Regions from separate parts of the Homo sapiens genome. Here region 2 is linked to region 1. The links are chromatin loops, found by intact Hi-C in ENCODE. Cell type or tissue: Caco-2. All regions are shown on one strand. Each heading gives the region's core, and the rest is flanking DNA. Links, peaks and the distances in the headings are about the cores only. Region 1 overlaps CNTNAP2 (contactin associated protein 2). Region 2 has its middle 64 kb from the start of C7orf33.

Evidence for each region. Hi-C counts contacts between places; a loop is a spot of excess contacts. Peaks named below come from ENCODE experiments on the same cell type or tissue, not always from the same donor. Only the 100,000 strongest peaks of a DNase experiment are listed, where the experiment ranks them.
Region 2: it touches region 1 in a loop (15-fold over the local background); 2 of 110 quality-filtered maps call a loop at or near these places.

Annotation. Positions count from the first base shown.
Region 1 is chr7:148,281,899-148,290,403 of GRCh38, forward strand. The region is part of intron 21 of CNTNAP2 (contactin associated protein 2); the gene reads left to right. Among named protein-coding and RNA genes, the nearest start is that of C7orf33, 300 kb to the right of the region's middle. In Caco-2, for the core only: a CTCF peak has its summit at 4,432 (motif pointing right); a DNase peak (open chromatin) is centred at 4,463.
Region 2 is chr7:148,522,466-148,530,970 of GRCh38, forward strand. No RefSeq gene overlaps it. Among named protein-coding and RNA genes, the nearest start is that of C7orf33, 64 kb to the right of the region's middle. In Caco-2, for the core only: a CTCF peak has its summit at 5,358 (motif pointing left); a DNase peak (open chromatin) is centred at 5,346.

The DNA of each region.
Region 1 (8,505 bases), core at 259-8,258:
GATCTCAGCTCACTGCAACCTCCACCTCCCGGGTTCAAGCAATTCTCCTGTGAGTAGCTGAGACTACAGGCTCACACCACCACACCCGGCTAATTTTTGTATTTTTAGTAGAGACAGGGTTTTACCACATGAGCCAGGATGGTCTCGATCTCCTGACCTCATGATCCACCCACCTCGGCCTCCTAAAGTTCTGGGATTACAGTCATAAGCCACCACACCCAGCCTTCAACGATATTTTCAATATAATATACTGTCAATATCAGAATAATCTTTGCTTATCACCCAAATGTGTCTTTAACAAGGACAATAAATAATTAATACATCATAACCTGCAAACATACTCTCAATATCTAGATAAAACAGCTGCAAAGGCAAATCTTGTCATAAGTGTAGGCTGGAAGAGGATATTTTGAACATTGAGGGTCAGGCTCAATACAGGCTCTGTGTCAGAACACCTGCAATTCCAGTTGCCTCACCTGCTCGAGGAGCTTTAACAGGTTTCTTACAAATCTCAGCTTCAGTTTTCTTAACCGTGAAATGAGAATGATAGTAGTGCCAATATCATAAGCTTTGTTAGGAAGATGAAAGATGCTATCATGAATGTAAAGGGCTTATCACACAGCCTGGCACACAGTGAGTGTCCAGTACGTCTTAGGCAGTATCATTACATCTAATCTTTGACTTTTAGCTAATACAAATAAAGAATGGCTGACTCCAATCCTGGGTCACTCATAAAAAGAACACTCAAACAATGAAAAACTGAAAAAAACTTTTGATTGAAAACCAATTGGTATCATCATCTTTCCATGGTTTCCAAAATTAAATTATTTTTAATTAACAAAAGCAACCCCCACCAAAAAAAATCATTTATTGTTAAAATGTGATGAGAGATCAGAAGTTCTGTTTTAATCACATTTTTAGTATTTGGTTAAAGAAGATTGTCAAAACACTTATTTCTGTCCCAAATCTTCAACTCACCTGTCTTTGACACACAACATACTTTTGCATACCCAATTGTTTTGAAATAAACAAACATTTGAAAGCCAAAATTCTAGGCTGGGCTCGGTAGCTCACACCTGTAATCCCAGCACTTTGGGAGGCCAAGGCAGGTGGATCACCTGAGGTCAGGAGTTCGAGACCAGCCTGGCCAACATGGTGAAATCCCATCTCTACTTTAAAAAACTACAAAAATTAGCCAGGTATGGTGGCAGGCACCTGTAAGCTCAGCTACTTGGGAGGCTGAGGCAGGAGAATTGCTTAAACCCAGGAGGTGGAGTTGCAGTGAGCCACCAAGATCATGCCATTGCACTCCAGCCTGGGCAACAAAAGCAACTCTGTCTCAAAAAAAAAAAAAAAAAAAGAAAGAAAGAAAGAAAGAAAGAAAGAAAGAAAGAAAGAAAGAAAGAAAGGAAGGAAGGAAGGAAAGAAAGAAAGAATTCTTATTATTATAACATTCCAAAGTATTCCAGAAGGCATGGAAAATTTTTGAATTTCTTATTTATATACAGTTGATCATTATTATTATACATTTCATATTTACAAATTCACCTACTCTCTAAAATTTATTTAGAACCTCAAAAGTAGTATTCTTGGTGCTTTTGTGGTTATTTGCAGACATGTGCTGTGCAGCAAACAATTTGTCATCAATGTGTACATTCTCATTTGAAGTCAAACAAGGTGATGCCCTTGCCTTCTAGTTTCAGCTCTTATACCATAAACAAGTATCATTTTTGTAGTCTATTCAGTGCCATTTTTTTTGCATTCTTGTGTTTTTATTGGTGATTTTACTGTATAAAATGGCCCCTAAGTGGAGTGCTGAAATGCTATCTATTGCTCCTAAGCACAAGACGCTGCGATCTGTCCTGTGGAGAAAATACATCTGTTAGATGAGCTGTCTTTAGGCATGACTGATTGTGCTGGCAGCCATGAGCTCAATGTTAATAAATCAACAACATTTATTTCAAAACTGAATATTAAATAAGATACACACATAAAGCAAGGTAATGTATTGGTTGGTTGATAAAATGTTATGACCAGATGCTTGCAGGAACCTAACCCTGTATTTACTTTAGGAACAATGTTTTAGTATTCACTAATTGAGTGTTAGCAGCAACTGTATGAAACATAGCTACTGCAAATAGTGACAATTGACTGAATTATTTTTAACCTGCATCACATGAATATGATGATACATTATGTTTTTATATTATTTTGCAGTTTAAACAGCTCTTCCACAGCTATTATCACACATGATGTTCATGGAGCGTTACAGTTTGGCTGTGTCCCCACCCAAATCTCATCTTGAATTGTAGCTCCCATAATTCCCACTTGTTGTGGGAGGGACCCGATGGGAGATAATTGAATCATGGGGGGGTTTCCCCCATACTGTTCTCATGGTAGTGAAGAAGTCTCATGAGATCTGATGGTTTTATAAGGGGTTTCCCTTTCAGTTGGCTCTCATTCTCTCTTGCCTGCTGCCATGTAAGATGTGCCTTTCACCTTCTGCCATGATTATGAGGCCTCCCCAGCCATGTGGAACTGTGAGTCCATTAAACCTCTTTTTCTCTGTAAATTACCCAGTCTCAGGTACGTCTTTATCAGCAAAGTGAAAACAGACTAATACATGGAGGTAAGAGGAGAGTGGTTACTGCTCAGCACACTAGATTAACAAGTCCAACTAAGGCTACCCAGGTAGAGCCTGGTCTTCTCCTTCTGGTTTGTGAAATCTCATGGTGCTTCCTATAGCATAAAGACTGGCTGTCACTCAACACCACTGCATCTTAAGGTCCGTGGAAGGGGAACATAACATGTTTCGAAGAAAAAGGTCTGGGCTACAAAGACCCTTTATGTAATCTTGCTAACGACCTGGAATTTAAACTTTGGAGAGCTTGAAGGTTAACAAATTGGAATAAAAAGAAATCAAGTCACTCCTTGTTTGAATGCTCTGAAGAACAAAACAGAAAAACACAATGAAATGGTAACAGAAGAAGCAGATTTGGCCCAATAAGTCTATGCTTTGAATGTTCCTCCGGCACTAACATGGCCACATTTGGGAAGACTGGCATCCCCACAGACTTTTCTGTAGCACTTTGAAGGAAGAATAGAGCAGTTGTAGAAAAACAAATGTTTGCATGAAAGAATTATTCACCTCTTAAAAATCTATAGGGTGTGAATAATCCTGCTATAAAAAGCATTAAATGTTTATAACAGATATTTAATGGGACTGTTATGTTTTTTGGCAGCAAGCATGGCTAGATTTTGAATGTCACAGCTCTGTGCTCTGGTGATAAGACAGACTCTGTGGTCTAAGTAAGAATTATTTTCCTGCTTTTAAATGTAGCTGTTAAAAAACAATAAAGTGTATTTATCTAAGGAAGATAATCTTCTAAAAGAAGTGTTTAATAATTTTTAATTCACAATTTATACTACTTCTCCAAGGTAAATTCATTTTCCAACTGTTACTCCATCTTTATTGACTGGGAGGAATTAGCATTCAAAATACAAACTCAGAGGTTAAAGCAAAGCCATACACAGAAGTGAGCCTTATTCCATTGTCTTTTATCACGGGTGCCAGATTTATTTAACAGACTGTCTTTCAGTCTCACTTACAGTAACTAGACAGGTACTATGGAGGACAGTGTATGTTGAATGCCTTCCAAGTGTGAAACACCTGCCTGGCACTACATTATCACTAATTCTAACCTTGCAAGTAAGTGCCTACTTAAATCTGCACTTGACATGTGAGGAAAGAGGCTCTGAAGTTTTAAAGTGACATGTGCCAAGTCATATAGCTAGTAAGTGGTAGAACCATGATTCCAGGGTGGGTCTTTCTGTGCTTGTTGGTTTATTTACTGTCTGTGTTTGTTTTATGAAAGAGAAAAGACCCTGAGAGATAGGCATAGTACAGGTGACCCTTGAACAACAGGAGAATTAGGGGTGCTGACCCCCTATGCAGTCAAAATTTTGCATACAACTTTTGGCTTTTCAGAAACTTACTGCCAATAGCTTACTGTTGACCAGAAGCCTTACTGATAACATGAACAGTTGATAAAGACATATTTTGTATATGTATTATATACTGTATTCTTATAATAAATTAAGCTAGAGAAAAGAAAACATTATTAGGAAAATCATAGGAAAGATAAAATACATTTATTATTCCTTAAATGGAAGTGGAACATCATAAAGGTCTTCATCCTCATCTTCTTCACATTGAGTAGGCTGAGGAGGAGGAAGAGGGGTTAGTCTTACTGTCTCAGGGTTGGCAGAGGCAGGAGAAAATCTACATATAAGTAGACTCATGCAGTTTAAAACCATATTGTTCAAGGGTCAACTGTGTATTTATTTGATGCTTCAGAAAGGGGACCATGTCAATTCCTGATAAGGTTCTCTCCTCTTTCCTTTTCCTCCATCTCTCTGTGTCGATCCTAGTGCTCTCATCGGCTTTTAACCAGTAGAGGTCTCCAAACTGTCTTGTGGCAGCCTGGGCTCCCTATACACAGAAAGACCTGGCTTCAAAATTCTGGTTAATATGGGAAGTGCATTAGGAAGTAGAAAGGAAAGAAAAGTCAAACAATAAGGAAAGGATTAATATAAATCATAAATTAATTTTGTGGGCCTAATTACTATTTTTTAAAACACTGTAAGTTTTAGTAGATTTTCTTACTCTAAGTTATAGAAGTCAAACCCTAAAACACGTTAAAAAAAATCTTTTTGTTATTTCTTAACTATTACGGTTATTTTATCAAAATTAATTAATATCAAATTAATGATAATACAAAGGAAGTCACATTATTAATTAAACAAAGTGACTTAGCCTTGCAAATAAAACACTATCGTGTGGATTAATAGTTTGAAGGTTTAACTTTACAGCCTTTTCAATTGACTGTAATTTAGAGCATTTTTAGGTTCACAGAAAAATGGAGCAAAAAGTACAGAGAGTTTCCATATACTCCCTCACCCCTCCCCACGTTATACATAGTTTCTCTTCTTATTAACATCTTTCTACGTCATGTTTTTGGTGTTACATACTTGCCACACATAGTACCCTAATAATCTCTTGGGCCGTACATTCTCTGGGTTTGGACAAATGTGTAATGACACAGATCCACCATTACAGTATCATAGAGAGTGGTTCCCCTGCCCTAAAAGTCCTCTGTCTCCACCTGTTCATCCCTCCCTCCCCTCTGCTCCTTGCCCGGTCCCCAGGCAACTACTGATCTTTTTCCTGCCTCTATAGCTTTGCCTTTTCCAGAATGTCATATAATTGGAATCATACAATATGTACCCTTTTCAGATTAGCTTCTTTCACTTTGTAAAATACATCTAAGTTTCCTTCAGGTCATGGCTTGATAGATCATTTCTTTTGATTGATAAATAATATTTCAGCCTTATTTTTGTAAGGAAAAAATCAAATCAAGAAACTAAAGTTTGAACAGCCACTATAGAAAAAAAGGCAAAAGTCAATAAACAAAAACAATTGTTCAGCTTCGCTCATAATTGTATACACCTCCCAGCTCTTGGACTAGGTAACATCAGTGGCCAGCAAGATGCCACCGATTGAGTGATTGTTTTTATTTCATGCCATGTGACCCATTGGCCCTCCTTTTCCTGACACATTTATAATCATCTTAATCCCAAAGCAACTGTTTTTAACAAATATGCATATATCCTCTGATTTTCTGTTGCTATAACAGAATACCCAAGAGTGGGTAATTTATAAAGAAAATGACTTTATTTCATTCATGCTTCTGGAGGCTGGGAAGTCCAAGGTCCAGGGGCCACTTCTGGTGAGGACTTTCTTGCTGTGTCATGGCATGGTGGAGGGCATCACATGGTGAGAAGGCAAGACCAGGTCAACTCAGGTCTCTCTTCCTCTTTCTTTCTTTCTTTTTTTCTTTTTTTTTTTTTGAATTGGAGTTTCACTCTTGTTGCCCAGGCTGGAGTGCAATGGCATGATGTTGGCTCACTGCAACCTCCACCTCCCGGGTTCAATTGATTCTCCTACTTCAGCCTCCGGAGTAGCTGGGATTACAGGCACGTGCCACCACGCCCAGCTAATTTTTGTATTTTTACTAGAGATGGGGTTTCACCATGTTGGCCAGGATGGTCTCAATCTCTTGACTTCGTGATCGGCCCGCCTTGGCCCCCCAAAGTGCGGGGATTACAGGCGTGAGCCACCGCGCCCAACCTTTTTTTTTTTCTTTTCTTTTTTTTTTTTAAAGACAGTCTCACACTGTCGCCCGGGCTGGAGTGCAATGGCACAATCTTGGCTCACTGCAAGCTCCGCCTCCCAGCTTCAAGTGATTCTCCTGCCTCAGCCTCCCAAGTAGCTGGGATTACAGGCGCCCACCACCATGCCCAGCTACTTTTTTGTATTTTTAGTAGAGGCGGGGTTTCACTATGTTGGCCAAGCTGGTCTCAAACTCCTGACTTCGTGATCTGCCCGCCTCATCCTCCCAAAGTGCTGGGATTAAAGGCATGAGCCACCGCGCCCCGCCTCTCTTCCTCTTTCTTTAAAGCCACCAGCCCCATCATAGGGACCCACCGCGATGACCTTATCTAATTCTAATTACCTCCCAAAGGCCCCACCTCCAAATACCATCAACATATGAATTTAGAGATTAAGTGTCCAACACATGAAATTTGGGGGACACATTCAAACCATAGCATCTTCTTTAAGATAATGTAAAACTATTAAATTAAATAATAGAGTAGAAATCACACTAATAATTTGTGGGTCTATTCAGATTATATATTACCTAATAATTTTTACCTATTTTTTGAAAATTGTTCCAATCATTCCCCCTGCTTCCTTTTCAAAAGAGTCAAACATAGCCAGTTAATTTAAGGTATCTGCAAAACCTTTCCACCAAGACTTTTATGGTACAGAGAAGTGACTCATAAGCCACAATTCAATTAAATTTAGCAAATATTTCTTGGACAACAACTACATGCTTGAGGTTGGCATGGGGACCTGTTTTTAAACCTCCTGTTCATTCTACTTTGACTTTTTAATTACAACAGATTAAAATATCTTATTCAGCAAAAAAAAAAAAAAAAAAAAAAAAAGAGAGAAAAACCCACTTTGTATATTGAATTTTTGAATACACAAGAGAAGTGCAACTCAGGGTGGTGGGATTCCTACCTAGCAGGCCTGTCTCCCTTTGATTACCCCAATATTCCAAAGGTGCAGGTTTTGTGCACCAGGCACTCTAATAGGACCCTATCAGCTCAGCGCTCTCAGAAATTTCAGTTGTCTCCCAGCCCCTAGAAAGTCACAATAGCTCCAGGGTTGTGCTTAACGGGCCATAGTGGGAGGATTTGGAAAGGAGAAGGTGAATCTTTTCTGTGAAAAGCAGGTGGAGGAAACTGAAGAGTGGGGAGAAGAGAGGTGGATGCTGACCTGAATTGTGTTTTCAGGAGCAGGAAGAGTGTGCTCTCTGCTTAAGAGATGACCTGAATGGCAAGACTACATGTCACTCGGATGGTACACAGATACTGTCTTGATGGGAGTTTTCGGAACAGATTTGTCCTCCCAGGGTGAAATAGCAGAGAGATTTGAGGCAGCCCTCAACTAGAGTATGACCAATAAACACCAACTTACTTGGTTTTTTTCATTCCTTTTTCCCTGTGTCCAAGAAGCAAAATGATAATGTAAATGAATACACACACACTCACACTCACACACACACACACACACACCCCATGTTGGGGAGGCGGGTAAAGGAACAGAATTGCTCTCAGCAAACACTGGTGGCATCAAAATAGCCAATCATGCTGATGGCTGCCACACAGCTCATGGAAGCCTTCCACAGGCCAGCTCTCTTGCTGTTGGCTGGCTGGACTTCCCAGCTCAGTCCCTCACCTCTTTACAGGACAAGGCACACCAGAAACCAAGGCTGTTGGGGGAGGCAGCAACAGAGACCAGACGTTCCCTCTGCACACACATGATGTCATCAATAGAAACTCTGCTGATGATGAACCCACTTTCACACAAACCTTTTAAAGCCTGAGTTATTTTTTGCAATGACAAAAATAACAAACCACATTTTTTTAAATAGCTTCCTTAATAATAATGGAAATTCAGGTGACATTAATGAAAATTGTAGCACATGTTCAAATCAGAATCTATGTTCAGTGTTATATGCAGAATATAAAGGGATTTCTTTTCTCAATTGATAGAAAAGGGAAGTCATATTTAAGTAGTCACGGTATCCTAGATTTTTAATATAGCAACATAATTGAATAATATTTTGATGTATCTGGTTTTAGTATTTAAGGTGATAAAATATTAAATTTAAGCTTAAAATTAAAAATAGAGGAAAAAGAAAAACAAATTGAACTGAAGTGAAAATGTTTCTTGTTTTTTAAAAAATCATTGTACATAACAGTTTTCACCTTCACTTTTAGAAATCAAAGCACAACCCTCTATCACATGGTAAAGAGAGTCAGCCATACGGAAAACCAAGCTGATTGTTCTATTCCTGTGCAAATTCTAACCCT
Region 2 (8,505 bases), core at 394-8,393, 240 kb after region 1:
CCAGTGCCTTTCGCAAAATAGGTTTAAAAACAAAATAGATGAAGGAAGGGAAGAAAATCATCTAGACACGGCAGGAAATCATCACATCGTAAAACACTGCTGTGGCAGCCTTGGGGATCCAGATAAAGGCAGGGATGTGGCTGAGGATGTAAAAGAACAAAGAGGTATTTCTAAGAGAGATCACAATGAGATGGGAAAATTTAAGGAATTACATGGGAAACAGAAGGAAATCAACTAAATAGTTAAGAATGAGCAAAGGGGCTGGGCGCCATGGCTCACACCTGTAATCCCAGTACTTTGGGAGGCCAAGGTGGGAGGATGGCTTGAGCCCAGGAGTTCGAGACCAGCCTGGGCAACAAACCAAGACTCTGTCTCTACAAAAAATACAAAAATTAGCTGGGCGTGGTGGTGTGTACCTGTAGTCCCAGCTACTTGGGAGGCTGAGGTGGTAGGATCACCTGAGCCCAGGTAGGTCGAGGCTGCAGTAAGCCATGATTGCACCACTGCACTCCAGACTGGGTGACAGGGTGAGATCTTGTCTCAAATAAAAATAAAAATAAAATAATCAGCAAAGGGTTCTAAAAGTAAAAGTCGGGGTGAAAATGGCTATACTGTGCCAACAGAAGGGTCTAGTGAAATTCATGCAAATAAAAACCAAAAAGAATGAGAAGAGCAGGCCACTGTAGACCAAGCTAAAGACCCACAATGAGAACAGAAGAGGAAGGAGGCCAGTGGAGAGCCAGAGGGGAGAGAAAAGGGGGCTAAACATGAAAAGAAGAAGGAAAATGGTTGTTCAGATTCTTGAAGCAATTATGAAAGTCACAAACACAGATAAAGCTCAGCTCAAGGAAAGATCGTGTGCCGCCTGGAGCATGAAAACACAGTCGTGAACTTTAGCCCACAGGAGTCTCAAAGAAAATGAGAGACGATCTGTTTGTTTCTCTTAGCTGCTTACAAAGAGAACTATACCCATGAAGGCATTTCTTTAAAAGTTGTCTCACCAATTAACAAAAATAGAAGAGAAGGGTACAGAAATGACAACTGTACTGAAGAACATATTTTAAAAGTTTGGAATCGTTTTTGGTTGAAAGGTCTATGATCACAATGCAAACTTGAAATGTGAAAAAGTGCATCTGTGAAGGTTTATGCTACTTCTACCCTCTGCAGTAGCAGAGAAGGAGAGAGGAAGGAAAAACAGAAATATGTGTGAAAGATGAAACGATTTCAGGCTTTGAAACTCTCCTGAGTACAAGAAAGGTGACAATGAATTTTGCTGATGTTGGACAAAGTTGATCATGCTAGAAATGACCAAACTCGAAGTCAAAATGAAGCCAAATCCAGACAGGCAAGGTTAAACGTCCAAGATGAAATTGCCCCTTTTCTATAAACTGTATCTACAATACTACAACGTGCTATGATTACAAAAACAGAGGGAGAACAAGTAGAACAGCATTTATATTTAGGAAAAGGCAGGATAAAGTAAAATGTATTGTATTTCATGATCACACTAACAATTATCAGAATTACCTTCTCAGAAGTGGGACACTGTAGAAGAGGAATATGGAAATTAACAAATTCCTATAGTGGAAGAGGATAAATTACATGAGGAGTGATAAAAATCTCACTTTTTTTAATGAGGTCGGCATAACTCTGATACCAAAACCTGACTGAGATTACATGAAAAAAAACTATAGACCAATATCCCTCATGAACATAGATGCAAAAATCTGTATATGATTTGATCCAGCAATCCCACTTGGAGCAGTTTATCCTAACGAAGCCCCCTTAGAGCTGTACAAAGATAGGAACAGACAGGCTTGTTCATCACAGCGTTATGCTTTTGTTGTTGTTTGATTAAACTTTTTAAAATTAAACTTTTAATTTTAAGATAATTATAGATTCATGTGTCATTGTAAAAACTGAGAAGAAATTCCCACATATCCTTTACCCAGTTTCCCCCAATACTAACATCCTGCAAATTTTCAGTACAGTATCACAACCATGATGTTGACATTGATACAAAGTAATTTTGGATATGCACATTGAAAAAGGACCTAGAAATTATGGAGAAATTTCCACTGAAGACTAATTTCTGTTCTGCATTAATGCTAAGTTAATGAGTATATCACTTCCAAAGGCAAGGAAAAAAGTTTTCATCCACTGTGTTTATCCACTCTTTCATTGTATTAGCTCTGGAAAGTAATTTTTGTTTATTCAGCATTTGGACATGCTACATAAACGTGCTTCATAATACATCATCGGTTTCTTTTTCTGACAAAGATAAACAAATGCATCATGAATGAAGGAAAGGTTTTGTCTTACCCCTCATTTTAAACCCCACCTAGCACCCTTCCCCTTGGGGTCTTCCCTCTTGAGAGCCAGTGGACTTGAGCATGGAAAAGCAGTGTTTTGTCATCTCTGCCCATTTCTTCTCCTGGCATGTTGCAAAGATGTATGCTGAGCTGAGAAGCATACACAGTCACATTGATTACATAGTCACGTTTTTAAAAATTCCTTCCTTCAGTGCTAAAGGTCAGAGGCATATCACTGACTGCCAGCTGTTTTCTGAGAATAGAGCAATTCTCTTTTTAAGCTGATTTTGATTGACATTTGGGTTGCCACTTCGGTGAACCTCTTTGGGCACTCACATAGCTGTTGTTCCATGAACTCTGCTCCAGTGCACATTGTCTAGTCTGTATCACGGCACACAAAGTCACCAATAACACGGCTTCATAAACTTCTTCTGTAGCGTGAATTTTCAATGATAAGAAGAACAAATTGCCATCAAGTGCTTCTCCTGTTCTCTTTTTCAAGAACTGACTCATACTTTATATGCAGCAAACTTATACTGCTATAAAGCAAAACTATTGCTGTGCTCTTCTGTATTTTATGCCATATAAATGATGTGACATCTTACAGAGTCATATGATTTAGGAATTTAGCCAGTAGTTTGTTCTATTTTTCTCTCTGAGCTCAGAACTATGTGGCACTCACTTTTGCAGCTGGTTTTATAAGTTCTCCCACAACTGTGTAACTAATAGTATTCTTGCTATGGAAAGTATAACGGGGTAAACTTTGAATGAACTTTGAGGAGTTTTGGTCTCATCTCCACTTTTAGTAATGAAATTTATTTATTTCATGCTGGGAGACTTATTTTGTCTTTGAAGGGAGCATGAAAAGAAAAACTTGGTTTATTAAGGTGGTTGCTGTATATTGTTAGAAAATGATGTGGACAAATTAACAGTTTCATGTTACTAACTTGAAAAGTTGTGGCTGGGTGTGGTGGCTCAAGCCTGTAATCCCAGCACTTTGGAAGGCCGAGAAGGGTGGATCACTTGAGGTCAGGAGTTCAAGACCAGCCTGGCCAACATGGTGAAATCACATCTTTACTAAAAATACAAAAATTAGCCGGATGTGGTGGGGTGCACCTGTAGTAATAGTTACTGAGGAGGCTAAGGCAGGAGAATTGCTTAAACCCAAGAGGTGGAGGTTGCAGTGAGCCAAGATGGTGCCACTGCACTCCAGCCTGGGCAACAGAAGCTCTGTTTCAAAAAAAAAAAAAAAGCCAGGTATGGTGGCACATGCCTGTAATCTCAGCTACTTAGGAGGCTGAGGCAGGAGAATCGCTTGAACCCAGGAGGCGGAGCTTGCAGTGAGCCGAGATCGCGCCACTGCACTCCAGCCTGGGCGACAGAGCCAGGCTTCATCTCAAAAAGGAAAAAAGTTTTGGAAGAAAATAAACTGAGAGTAGGTTGCAAATGGGCCAGTAAAACGGAGGGGTTTTTTTGGTATTTTTTTAACTGCATTTCCCATCTGTAATTCTCTTGTTAGGCTGATTTTGATCATCATTCCCCTCCCAGATATGTTTTTTCCAGTTCATACAGATCTGCATTCTGCAGTTCCACATTCACTTCAGATGTTTACCTTTTGTAAACCAAAAATACAATTCTAAGCCGCTCATCCGACTGAATGGACTCCTCCTCTTAGCCAAGGGGATTTCAAAGTAAATCTGAAATACTAATTCAGGCCATGATGGGAAGGAGAGGTAGGGCATGCCTCCTGATACCTTCCTCCCTTTGGAGTTCAGGCACAATTGACCAGCATTAACATCAAAACAGAAATCTTAAGACTGACAAAACAGACCCTCTGTGGCAGTAAGATACCAAATTCCAACCTGATTCCAGTATAGCATCACATGACAGATAGCAGGTCCTAAAAGAAATCAAGATACTTTACTCCAAAATACATTTCTTTGACATATTTTGAAGTGGCCCTGCAAAGCTGTCTCTTGTGGGGGAAATTTACATTCTGTACAGAATCTCAGTCCCTCTCCAGGTCTTTTTCTGATCCTGAGATTAGCTGAGAGTCCAGCAACTTTTAAAGGTCTGAATAGGAAACATTTGCCATCTACTGCCACTAAAGGTGTCCACCTATGAGACTTCATCTACATAATAAGAACCTTGGTCTCTACAACCCCTTATCTTAACCCAGACACTCCTTTTTGTTGACTCTGGGTATTTAGATAGTAATTTGACTCTGTCAATCAACTGTCGATCAGGGAATCTTTGAACCACCCATGACCTGGAAGTCCCTGCATCAAGACGTCCCATCTCTCCAGGCCAAACCAATGTAAACTTTACATGTATTTGATGTGGGCAGGCAGGCGAGCCTGGAAATTGGGGCTTAGCCCAGCAGCGTTCTTGGCTTCACCCAGGAAAGAATTCAAGGGGAAGCTGGTAGTGTTAGGCAGCAATCTTTTTTTTTTTTTTTTTTTGAGACAGTTTTGCTTTGTCACCCAGGCTGGAGTGCAGTGGCGTGATCTCAGCTCACTGCAAGCTCCACCTCCCAGCTTCACGCCATTCTCCTGCCTCAGCCTCCCGAGTAGCTGGGACTACAGGTGCCTGCCACCATGCCCAGCTAATTTTTTGTATTTTTAGTAGAGATGGGGTTTCACCGTGTTAGCCAGGATGGTCTCGATCTCCTGATCTCATGATCCACCCGCCTCAGCCTCCCAAAGTGCTGGGATTACAGGCGTGAGCCACCGCGCCCAGCCGACAGCAATCTTTTATTGAACCAGAGCTGCTCTTTGTGGATGAGGTCTAACTCCTATACAGCGTGCTCAGAGTAGCAGATCATGGGATGTTGGCAGCTGTACTTATGCCCACTTTTAATTACATGCAAATTAAAGGGTGGATTATTCAGAAATCTCTAGAAAAGGGGCGGTAACTTCTGGGTCATTGCCCTGGCATTTGCAAACAGTCATGATGCTAGTGGGAGTGTCTTATGCTAATGAGCAGCAAGGGCAATGAGTGGTTGCCTTCAGTGCCGCCTGCTGGTTCCTACTTCACTTCAGTTGGGCGCCATCTGCTGGTTGTTGCCAGTTTCTTTACTTCATCCTGTCAGACCCGCTAGTCTCCTACCTCATATTGATTGATGTCTGCCTGTAACCTCTGTCCCCTTAAAATGCATAAAATCGAACTGTAACCCAAACACCTTGGGCATATGTTCTCGGGACCTCCTGGGGCTGTGTCATGGGTCATGGTCCTCACATTTGGCTAGGAATCAATTTTTTCAAATATTTTACAAAGTTTGGCTTTTTTCATCAACAATTTTTATTTTAATCCCTTTTGAATCATCGATCCATTCTTGTGCATAGAGGATATGACATAACAGCAATTTTGAAAAATTCAACTTTAACAAACAATGATGTGTAAACTATACAGAAAGATATCGGAGGCAAACTGCCTCCTATTAAGTAATGCTAACTGACATGAGCTGACCAACAGGTTCCTTGCACCGCGTGGTCAGCCCCTCCGTCCAGCTTCTCCTCTGGAAATAGACAAGATCATTGTGAGAATGAGAAATATTCTTTGGAAGGGACCTGCCTGGTACACAGTGAATTATCCAAAAGAATGGCTGTAACTGTAGTGAAAACAGTGCTCAGAAAGTGAAATGAAAAACCAAGATGTTTCTTATGAACTCTCAAGAACAAGGAGAAGTAAGAGAGTAGAAGAAGCGGACAGAAGCATCCAGAACCTGACCCAGCAGCTGCGGGTGAGCAACGCACTCCATCAAGCACAAGAGAAGAACAACAGAAGTGGTTTGGAGTCTGAAGGACACAGGCTGAGTTCTCAGACGCTGCCGAGCAGAACAACTGTGCTTCAAGTGAGGACTGCAACAAAGCAAGAAATGCTCACAGATTCTAAAGAGGCAAAAGGATCCATAAGGGAATTCAACTCAAGTGGGGCAAACACGTCATGCAAGCAGACTGACTATTCTTGGAAATTTCTAGGAAAATTAGAAATTCTCAGGTCAGGACTGGGTAAGGTACTGCATACCCAAAATTTAAGGGAGCACCAAAAATCTCAGTAATTGAGATAAATAATAGTTTAATGCAGAAAAAAAACCCCGCTATGAACAAAATATCATGATTTTAAATAAAGACAGAACCAGTACTAGTTTTTCCTTTGCTTCTGGCTCCAATCACTCAGCAGGCACTGATTCTAAGTATATGCCATTTTCTCTCCCCTAGTTGACTTTCTCAATCTCTCTACCCCAGCCCAGCTGGCTCTTGCTAATCCTACACGTGAGACAATGACAGTTATCTTTGTGCTTAACCCCAGTGCATGGGCATACAGATTCCATCACCTGTTATTAAAAATGCAGTTTCTTTTTCCTCCCATTAATCCATGAAGTCAAAATCTCTCTGAGGGTGAGGCCCTCCCCAGATGAGGCCTACGCATGTTGGAATTTGAGAGTCACAGTTCTAGGGCACTCTGTGTCCCTAGCTTTCTTAACATGAGTTCTGAAAAATCCTTTTTCCCTTAGTCAACAGAGAAATAAAACTTTTCAAAAGGAACATCAACTACAAGACTGAAAGGGGCTGGGCATGGTGGCTTACGCCTATAATCCCAGCACTTTAAGAGGCCAAGGCGGGTGGATCACTTCAGGTCAGGAGTTTGAGACCAGCCTGGCCAACATGGTGAGACCCCATCTCTACTAAAAATACAACAATCAGCTGAGCATGGTGGTGCGCGCCTGTAATCCCAGCTACTCGGGAGGCTGAGGTACGAGAATCGCTTGAACCCAGGAGATGGAGGTTGCAGTGAGCTGAGATCATGCCACTGCACTCCAGCCTGGGCAACAGAGCAAGACTCTGTATCAAAAAAAAAAAAAAAAAAGACTAAATGGGAAAAGCAAAACTTTCAATGACTATGTAAAAGCATAGAAACAGATGATTTTGCAAAGCACATACTTCTCCACAGAAAATTCATGTTTAGTCAAAGATGGAAGTGTGCCCAGATGGTTTTGTTTCCTGGTTACTTTTTTCCCTCAGTCCAATCTCTAATACAGACGCATCTTCAGAGATATTCTTCAAAAACAATGTTCCATGGTCAGATAAGTTTGGGAAACACTGCATACTCTAACTCCATCTAGAAGTTTAACTTTTACATCAGTGTATAAAAATCCAGCGATAAAGAAATGTGCTTATCTTGGCTTAACCCAGACCTTTCAAAGTTTATTCCAACACAGAATCATTTTTTTAATCAATCAAATTTTCATTTCAAAAAATTTACATAACCACCTTGAAAGGAAGAAACAAATCCAAGTAACTTTTCTTTAAAGTTTCTTTATGCTACTTTATTTCTAATTACTTGGCATTTTATATCAATTGTTTACATTTTTATATTAAAAGATGCATAGTTTTTTAAATTGTGGTAAAAATGTACGTTAACCACTTTCAAGCATACCATTCAGTAGTGTTAAGAATTTTCACCCTGTTAGGCCGGGCACGGTGGCTCACGCCTGTAATCCCAGCACTTTGGGAGGCTGAGGCAGGCAGACCATGAGGTCAGGAGATCAAGACCATCCTGGCTAACATGGTGAAACCCCGTCTCTACTAAAAAATACAAAAAAATTAGCTGGGCATGGTGGTGGGCACCTGTAGTCCCAGCTACTCAAGAGGCTGAGGCAGGAGAATGGCATGAACCTGGGAGGCAGAGCTTGCAGTGAGCCAAGATCCCTCCCGTCCCTGCACTCCAGCCTGGGCGACAGAGCGAGACTCTGTCTCAAAACAAACAAACAAACAAACAAACAAACAAACAAAAACTGAGTGTGTGAATCCTTCTATGGAGAAACAAAGCCCCCAAAAAAGTATCATCAAGAGTTTTGCAGAAGATGTAGAAATGTTCTTTGTGTAGCTCTTTCTAATACTGACCCTCAATAAATGTGAAGCTAAAATATGAACATGTAACTAAGTAATGGTGTCTAAATTGATGTGGTAGAATGTGGACTACAGAAGAACTTTCCAGAAGTAGTTATAAATTACAGAATGGTGGTTATAAAAATGAACCTTAATTTCCTGTCAGTAGAACATAAGGTCATAATATTAATAAACTGACCACTCTCGTGGCCTTCCCAGGAAACCACAGTCTTCACATTTTTATGTTTTATGTCATGCTGTACTTTTCTTCATACTTTTCAGTTTTCATTTGTTTGCAACAT